2 separate regions of the Homo sapiens genome follow, and region 2 is linked to region 1. Evidence: read pairs that join two places in POLR2A ChIA-PET (ENCODE). Cell type or tissue: K562. All regions are shown on one strand. Links, peaks and the distances in the headings refer to the core of each region. The heading gives the core; the rest is flanking DNA. Region 1 overlaps LDLR (low density lipoprotein receptor). Region 2 overlaps CARM1 (coactivator associated arginine methyltransferase 1).

Region 1 (4,383 bases), core at 83-4,082:
GAGGATCGCTTGAGCCCAGACATTGAGGCTGCAGCGAGGCATGATGGTGCCACTGCACTCCAGCCTGGGTGACAGAGCAAGACTCTGTCTCTCAAAAAAATTAAATTTCTTTTTTCTTAAAATTTAAGAAAAAAAGAAAAAAGAGATGTGATGGTAACCGAGTTAGGATGAGCATGGGTGAGGCAGGGAGAGCGCGCCTCTCCACACAGCCCCCTGCAAGGGAACCAGTTCCCCAGAAGGCACTCAAATCTCGGTGAGGCTATTCCACAGCACGGGACCCAGCTCCACATCCTCCATCTGACCCCTTAGCTGTCTGATCTTGTCACTGTCAGCCCCAAGCCAGGAGAGGCCGTGGGGGTGATAAAGGACACCAGTGGGGCTGTTCCCTGTCCAGGAGAAAAAGTGAACAGGCCCAACCAGCCAGGCACGAGGTCACATAGCGGGAGGCTGTGACCTGGGGGACGCTGGGGGACCGGCCCGCGCTTACCGATGGGGAGGACAATGGACAGAGCCCTCACGCTACTGGGCTTCTTCTCATTTCCTCTGCCAGCAACGTCGCCCAGAGCTGCAGGAGAGAAGCAAGAGTGAGGCCCAGGTCTAAAGGAAGGCCACCAAGAAATGGAGCAGGCAGAGGACGGTGGTCACGGCAGGAAAGCGCCTGGCACATCTCCCTGGACACTTGGAGAACTTCCCAAGTCTGTGAGAGGCCACACGGGCTTATTTGTGAGTTATCGAGGTTGTAGGACTCAATTCCGGTTTAAGAAGGTTCTTTTTGTGGGGGATAGAAACAGAGGTCTGGCTATGTTGCCCAGGCTTGTCTTGAACTCCTGGCCTCAAGAGATCCTCCTGCCTCAGCCTTCCAAAGTGCAGGGATTACAGAAATGAGCCACCGAGCCCAGCCTAAGAAGGTTCTTGAGCCTCACATTGATGAGTCTTTAGGGGAGGGCTGCAGAGGCTTTTATTCTAGGTGGTTGACAAGGTTGCAGGTGAAATTCTTGTCAACCTACTTGTGCATTTTATTAAAATGAGCATATTTTGGTCTGGGCGCGGTGGCTCACACCTGTAATCCCAACACTTTGGGAGGCTAAGGCGGGCAGATCACCTAAGGTCAGGAGTTTGAGACCAGCATGATCAACATAGTGAAACCCTGTCTCTACTAAAAATACAAAATTAGCTGGCCGTGGTGGCATGCACCTGTAATCCCAGCTACTTGGGAGGCTGAGGGAGGAGAATCACTTGAACCCGGGAAATGGAGTTGCAGTGAGTCAAGATCGCGCCATTGCACTCCAGCCTGGGCAACAGAGTGAGACTCCCTCTCAAAAAAAAAAAAAAAAGGCCAGGCCCAGTGGCTCAAACCTGTAATCCCAGCACTTTGGGAGGCTGAGGTGGGCAGGTTGCCTGAGGTCAGGAGTTCAAGACCAGCCTGGCCAACACGGTGAAACCCTGTCTCTACTAAAAATACAAAAATTAGCCAGCTGTGGCGGTGGGCACCTGTAATCCCAGCTACTCAGGAGGCTGAGGCAGGAGAATCGCCTGAACCCGGGAAGCAGAGGTTGCGGGGAGCTGAGATCGCACCACTGCACTCTAGCTGGGGCAACAGAGCAAGACTTCGTCTCAAAAAAAAAAAAAAAAAAAAAAGAAGAAAAGAAAAAGAGGGTATTTTGAAGGGGACAGGGGAGCCACCTTCGGACCCCACAATGCCCAGCATGCTCAGTCCTGAGGTTGAATGGCACAGAAGCTGATTGTCCTGCATCAACTGTCCCAGGCATTATGGGATGGGGTTAACCTTGGTACAGAACCATACAAGTGGACCTGGGCCATTCAACATAAGGGCCCTGGGCAAGGCAACATTTCAAGTCCACTAGAGCTAGGCACGGTGGCTCATGCCTGTAATCGCAGCACATTAGTAGACCAAGGCAGGAGGATCACTTGAGGCCAGGAATTTGAGACCAATCTAGGCAATATAGCCAGATCCCCCTCGTCTCTACATAAATGAATGAATGAATGAATGGCTTTTTTGCCAAATTTGAGGAGTCCTGGATGGGCTGGTCTGTGAAGCGATTAATTCTAGCAGTGCCCCACCTCCCCCAAGCAAGAAGGTTTCTCAGCCTCTCCCAGGCAGTTTCCATTTTATCCTGCTTGTAACTGAACAAAGATTTCAGCTACTCTGGAACCAAAAAAAAAAAAAAAAAGAATGGTCTGAAATTTGCCGATGTGCCATTTTTTTTTGTTTGTTTGCTAAAAGTCTAGGAGCACCATTTCCCAGCAGCTCAAAGCAGTTTGGGCGCCCTCTGGTGGACAAACGAATGACATCCTGACCCACACCTGGGTCTCATCACATCCAGGGAGGACAGTGAGGCCAGGTCAGACACTCACCACCCCAGCCCCCAAACTAAAGGGGGAGCCAAAAAGCTTAGGAATCTGATAATATTCCTTTTCTTTGCAGAGGGGAATGGAGTTTCACTCTTGTCCTCCAGGCTGGAGTGCAATGGCGCAATCTCAGCTCACTGCAACCTCCGCCTCCTGGATTCAAGCGATTCTCGTGCTTCAGCCTCCCGAGTAGCTGGGATTACAGGCACCTGCCACCACGCCTGGCTAATTTTTGTATTTTTAGTAGAGACGGGGTTTCACCATGTTGGCCAGGCTGGTCTCAAACTCCTGACCTCAGGTGATCCACCCACCTCAGCCTCCCAAAGTGCTGGGATTACAGGTGTGAGCCACTGTGCCCTGCCCAGGAATCCAATAATATTCTAATGCATTATTTTTATTTTTAGAGATGGGGGTCTCGCTATGTTGCCCAGGCTGGACTTCAACTCTTGGGCTCAAGCAAGTCTCCCGCCTCAGCCTCTGGGAGTAGCTAGGACTGCAGGCGTGCACCTCCACACCAGCCTTTAATATGTTATTTTTTAAAATTTAAATTAATGAAAAACCACCCAATGAACAAAATATCAAAATTTTCAAGGATAGACTGTGATCTTACACCTGCAAGATTCGGCCTCACTGGTCCACTGGCTCCAATAAAACTTTATTTACAAAAGTAAGTGGCCAGGCCTTGGCTGTAGTGTGATGATTTGAAAAAAAAAAAAAAAAAACAATTTTTTTGGAGACAGAGTTTTGCTCTGTCACTGAGGCTGGAGTCCAGTGGCATGATCTTGGCTTACTGCAACTTCTGCCTCCCAGGTTCAAGCAATTCTCCACCCTCAGCATCCCAAGTAGCTGGGATTACAGGCACCCACCACTGTGCCCAGGTAATTTTTGTATTTTTTTAGTAGACAGGGGGTTTCACCATGTTGGCCAGGCTAGTCTCGAACTCCTGACCTCAAGTGATCTGCCCACCTTTGCCTCCCAAGGTGTTGTGAATACAGGCATGAGCCACCAGGCCTGGCCAAAAAATTTTTTAAATTGCATTAATCTCAGCACTTTGGGAGGCCAAGGTGGGCAGATCGCTTGAGCCCTGGAGTTAGAGACAAGTCTGGGCCACAAGGTGAAACCCTGTCTCTACAAAAAAATTCAAAAATTAGCTGGGTGTGGTGGCTCATGCCTGTAGTCCCAGCTACCTGGGAGACTGAAGCAGGAAGATCACCTGAGCCCAGGGAGGTTGAGGCTGCAGTGAGCCATGACAGCACTCTATCACTCCAGTCTGGGGTACACAGTGAGACCGTGTCCCAAAAAAATAAAAATAAAAAAGTTTTGGCTGGGCACGGTGGCTCATGCCTGCAATCCCCAGCACTTTGGGAGGCCGCCGATCCTCGGGCAGATCACGAGGTCAGGAGTTCCAGACCAGCCTGCCCAACATAGTGAAACCCCATCTCTACTAAAAATACAAAAATATTAGCTGGGTATGGTGGTGGGTGCCTGTAATCCCAGCTACTCGGGAGGCTGAAGCAGGAGAATCACTTGGACCTGGGAGGCGGAGGTTGCAGTGAGCCAAGATGGCGACACTGCACTCCAGCCCGGGTGACAGTGAGAGACTCCGTTTCAAAGAAAAAAAAAATTTTTTTAATATATTGCATTGCCATGTTGAATAGTTGGGTTTTAAAAGAAAAAAAATTAGTTTATTTATTATTTATTTTGTAGTAGAGATAGGGTCTTGCTATGTTGCCCAGGCTGGACTTGAACTCCTGGGCTCAAGCCATTCTCCCACCTTGGCCTCCCAAAGTGCTGAGATTACAGGTGTGAGCCACCAAAGAATAAACTGTAGGCCAGGCGCGGTGGCTCACATCTATAATCCCAGCACTTTGGCAGGGCCAAGGCAGGCAGATGACTTGAGGTCAGAAGTTTGAGACCAGCCTGGCCAACACTGTGAAACCCCATCTCTACTAAAAATGCAAGAATTAGCCAGGCATGGTGGCGGGTGCCTGTAATCCCAGCTACTCTACATGG
Region 2 (4,383 bases), core at 298-4,297, 250 kb after region 1:
CCAAACAAAGAAGTGGCAGGGCCGGCACCGTGGACTTTCTGGGCAGATCTGGAGGCTGCTGAGGGTCCGCCCTGCGCGATCCTTGAGACTGAAACGTGAAGCTCCCCAAGCAGTTCCCCAGAGTGAGATCAGGAAGCAGATCCAGAGGGTGCCGGAGAAGGCCCCTGGGACAGATAAACTACACCGGGGAAAGGGACTCCTCCTCAATCACTGGGGACGAGGGGGTCTTGGGCAGGATTCCCAGGGCTACTCTGTGTCCTACCTACCCCCACACCTGGACAACTTGGGATACATCTTCTCTTCCAGGCCACATAGCAGGCTCAGGAGACCAAGGATTCACCTATGTTGGGTGTGGGCCAATCCTCGAAAGCCCCCTCCATTTAATGGGAGGAAACTGGAGGGAGAACCACGGTTCCCTGGACAAGGTCCCAAGGTGAGGCTCCCATGTGTGCTAATCAGGACCGCCTGCAGCCTCTAACCCAGAGAGTGCTGGGAGGCCAGGGATAGCATTCCAGCCAGGAAAGGCAGAGAGTAGCAGGGCTGACCACAGACACCCTGCAGGCCCCTGGGTCCCCCTCCTTTGCAGCTCACCTCTCTCTGGCCAGGCCAGCCTCTCCCCTACCTCTCCTTAGCTGCCATTCTCTTCAAGGTGCTCCCTAGACCACTTCCCCAGCAGAGGAGATGGGGTTCTCTGTCTGCCTTCTCTCTGCTCCCCAAGACTGAGGTCGGGCACGGTGGCTCATGTCTGCAATCCCAGCACTTTGGGAGACCAAGGCGGGCAGATCCACTTGAGGTTAGGAGTTCGAGGCCAGCCTGGCTAACATGGTGAAACCCCGTCTCTACTAAAAACACAAAAATTAGCCGGGCATGGTGTCACATGCCTATAGTCCCAGAGACTCAGGAGGCTGAGGCACAAGAATCACTTGAACCTGGGAGGCGGAGGTTGCAATGAGCAGAAATCGCTCCACTGTATTCCAGCCTGGGCGACAGAGTGAGACCCTGTCTCAAAAAAAAAAAAAAAAAAAAAAAAAGACAGAGTGCACTGGAGATTGGGGGGCTGTGTCCGACTTGGGCAGGGCTCTGTATACAGTCCAGCCACAGATGTCTACTCTGGCCAAGGCCACTTTCCACCAGGGAAGCCACTCACCGAATCCTCCCACCAATAAGGAAGCTGAGATTCGGGGACACTGAGGCATTTGCCCATGATCGCCCCGCCAGGAAAGCACAGCGGGCCACAGCATGGCTGGAGCCCAGCCTCCATCACAGGCGTCCCTTGCCTCCCCATCCCCCCCACTGCATGCCCTTGGCCATGCCAGGCCCACAAGTTCATTCCCAGAGGAGGTCTTCCCTCCTGCAGTGCCAGACGCTATTTTAAGCACTTTACTTCTATCAGCTCGCCACTCACAACAACCCTCTAGGGTAGACGATGTCAAGATCCACAACTGACAGCCAAGGAAACTGAGGCACAAAGTGGTCACCGGGATGCTAAGGAGTGGATCAGGACTTGCCAGCTGGCCCCTGCTAGAGCTCTTACCACAAGCACGACTCTGCCCTCAGCCTCCCTCTAAGCAGAGCCCCTCCCCCAGCATCCTGGAGCCCCTCAGCTTGTTTTAAGTGATTGCTGATTTAGCGCTCCTCAGACAATGTCCCCAGGCCTGCAAATGTGGGACCTTGTGTTTATCTCGGGTGTCACCACATCCCTGGGCTCCTAAAACAGTAACTGGTGCACAGCAGACGCTTGGTGAATTTCTGCTGACCATTTCAAGCTGGCTGGATGGGAGCTACCGCACTATGGAGACGGCGAGTCCACTTTCGCTGCCTGTTTCTGGCTGAATGAATGAAAGAGTGGGTCTCAGTGGGCTGGGAAAGGTCACCGTCCCCCCTGCTCTCTCTGCAGCTCCACTGTCACCTCCCCCAAGACCTGCCATCTGGCTGGCCCCTCCCCCACCCCAGCCCTCCAGGGGACTGCTCTCTGAGGTCACCTGTGACCTCCTGCTCAGAAATCCAGTGACCGCCCCTTGGCTCTCACTCTGACCTCTCACGGCATCTGACCTTGCTGCCCTCTCCTTCCTGCCCTTTCAAAGCTTCTCGCCTGTCCCTGGAGAGATGTCCTGGCCCTGCGCAGAGAGCCCCCAATCCCTTACCAGCCAGGGCAGACTCCACTCCCCAATCAGGTGCTGTCCTCCAGGAACTGGTACCCTTTTTCAGTCACAGATCCTTCTGAGAAGCTGACCGAAATCAGGGGAGGTTCTGCACAGAAAAATGTGCAGAGAATCCACAGCTACACCACGGCCAATTTATGGAGCACTTACTTCGGGCCAGGCACACAGGGCAAAGCTTTTCTTTTCTTTCTTCCTTTTCATATATCACAAGTCATCAAGCAAGAAGCATTTTTTTTTAGAGACAAGGTCTTGCCCTGTTTCCCGGGATGGAGTGCAGTGGTACGATTATGGCTCAATGTAGCCTCAAGCTTCTGGGCTCAAGCAATCCTCCCGCCTCAGCCTCTGGAATAGCTGGGACTAGAGGCATGTGCCACCATGCCGGCTAATTTTTTTAAATTATTTTTTAAGAGATACAGTTTCACTGTGTTTCCCGGGCTGGTTGTAAATTCCTGGACTCAAACCGCCCTGCTGCCTCGGCCTCCCAAAACCTGGGATTACAGGCATGAGCCTCTGTGCCCAACTGGGGTGAAGTATTTTACATGTGTTTCCTCCCCTCCACGAAAACCTCCAGGGAGGTGCCACTGTCACCCCCTTTCAGGGAGGGAAAGTGAAGCTCAGAGGCTCATCCACAGTCACAGCTACCGATTCTTGTCCTTTTACCCCTTTGCAAAACTGTGTCCAATTGTGAGGGGCTCATGGGACCGCCCCCAGGGGCCATCCACAGACCAGATTAAGAACCCGAGCTCTGGAGCCGTGGCTGCCATGACTCACACCTGTAATCCCAGCACTTTGGGGGCCAAGGTAGGAGAATCGCTTGAGCCCAGGAGTTCCACATCCGCCTGAGCAACATAGTGAGACCCTGTCTCTACAAAAAAAAAAAAAAAAAAAAATTAGCCAGGCATGGTGATGTGCGCCTGTGGTCCCAGCCTGTAGAGAGGCTGAGGGAGGGAGAATCCCTTGAGCCTGGGTGTTCAAGGCTGCAATGAGCTATGATCGTGTCACTGCACTCCAGCCTGGGTGACACAGCAAGACCCTGTCTCAAAAAAAGAAGAAAAAAAAATCCTAGCTCTGAGCTGATGGAACTGATGGAAACCCCTCCCAGCCTCAACTCGCCACCTCAAGCAGCCAGGTGTGGCCCAGGTGGGCCCCTCCATCCTGCCCTCGCTTAAGTGGCTGCTTCCCTGGATGTCTTTGCAAACTCACCACCTCCCAGGTTCTCCAGCAGACCTTAGAAGCAGCAGGTTTCCGCAGAAAGGAGACACACCTGCCACAGAGGTCTTCCTGAGCCTCTCCACCTGCTAAATCCAACCTGGTCTGAGGTGTGTGAGGCTTGGCATCTCAAAGTCATTAGCAAGTTCACACCACACTCCAGCTTCTGTTGAAAGGCCTTGCCCACCCATCTCATCCAGACCCCCTACACAGAGGGCCAGTGCTTGGTGACCAGGAGCTGCTCACAGCACTGGACACCTTCCATTAAGATTTCACCTGAGGCTGGGTGCGGTGACTCATGCCGGTAATCCTAGGACTTTGGGAGGCCAAGGCAGATGGATCACTTGAGGTCAGGAGTTCAAGACCAGCCTGGCCAAAAGGGTGAGACCCCCGTATCTACTAAAAATACAAAAATTATCTGGGTGTGGTTGCACGCACTTATAATCCTAGCTACTTGGGAGTCTGATGCAGGAGAATGACTTGAACCTGGGAGGCTAGAGGTTGCAGTGAGATGACATTGAGCCACTGTGCTCCAGCCTGGGTGACAGGGCGAGAATTCATCTCCAAAAAAACCAAAAAAATCCTCGATTCCAACCCAGCCCTGTTTCCACTTTTAGCCCCTCCACTCCTCACAGGGGACCCTGTGCTCCAAGCCAGGTGGCTGTCTCCAGCCCTGGCCCACTGGAGCACCTCTCCATAACCCAGAAACGTCCTTCCCAACATTCTGGCCAGGTCCAGATCCTACCCACTGTGGCCAAGGTGACTCCCTGTATGTTCTCTCTTTGTCCATGGAAACTGGAACCCTAAATTCAGCTGAGCACATGGCCGCTCAGATTGAAAACTACATTTCCCAGCATCCCTTGCAGCTGGCAGTGATCATGTGACTACATTCTAGCCAACAAAATGAAAGCTGAAGCACCTTGCATCAGCTACCGGGAACCTTTCTTAACAAACACCTGGATGTGACCTTTGCACCCTTTCTCCTTTGTCCCTTCCTCTGTCCTGCTGTCTG

Evidence for each region. Peaks named below come from ENCODE experiments on the same cell type or tissue, not always from the same donor. Only the 100,000 strongest peaks of a DNase experiment are listed, where the experiment ranks them.
Region 2: POLR2A ChIA-PET joins it to region 1 with 6 read pairs; 3 of 35 experiments call an interaction of 5 or more read pairs at or near these places.

Annotation. Positions count from the first base shown.
Region 1 is chr19:11,124,190-11,128,572 of GRCh38, reverse strand. LDLR (low density lipoprotein receptor) reads right to left here. Exons shown (of 18, transcript NM_000527.5): 16 at 488-565. Among named protein-coding and RNA genes, the nearest start is that of MIR6886, 13 kb to the right of the region's middle. In K562, for the core only: a CTCF peak has its summit at 2,291 (motif pointing left); a DNase peak (open chromatin) is centred at 2,322.
Region 2 is chr19:10,879,183-10,883,565 of GRCh38, reverse strand. All of the region lies in intron 1 of CARM1 (coactivator associated arginine methyltransferase 1), which reads right to left. Among named protein-coding and RNA genes, the nearest start is that of CARM1, 9.8 kb to the right of the region's middle. RefSeq lists enhancers at 1-367, 368-1,209, 1,210-2,051, 2,052-2,894, 3,736-4,383. In K562, for the core only: no CTCF peak of the experiment used is centred there; DNase peaks (open chromatin) are centred at 1,640, 1,985 and 4,255; H3K4me3 peaks cover 256 bases.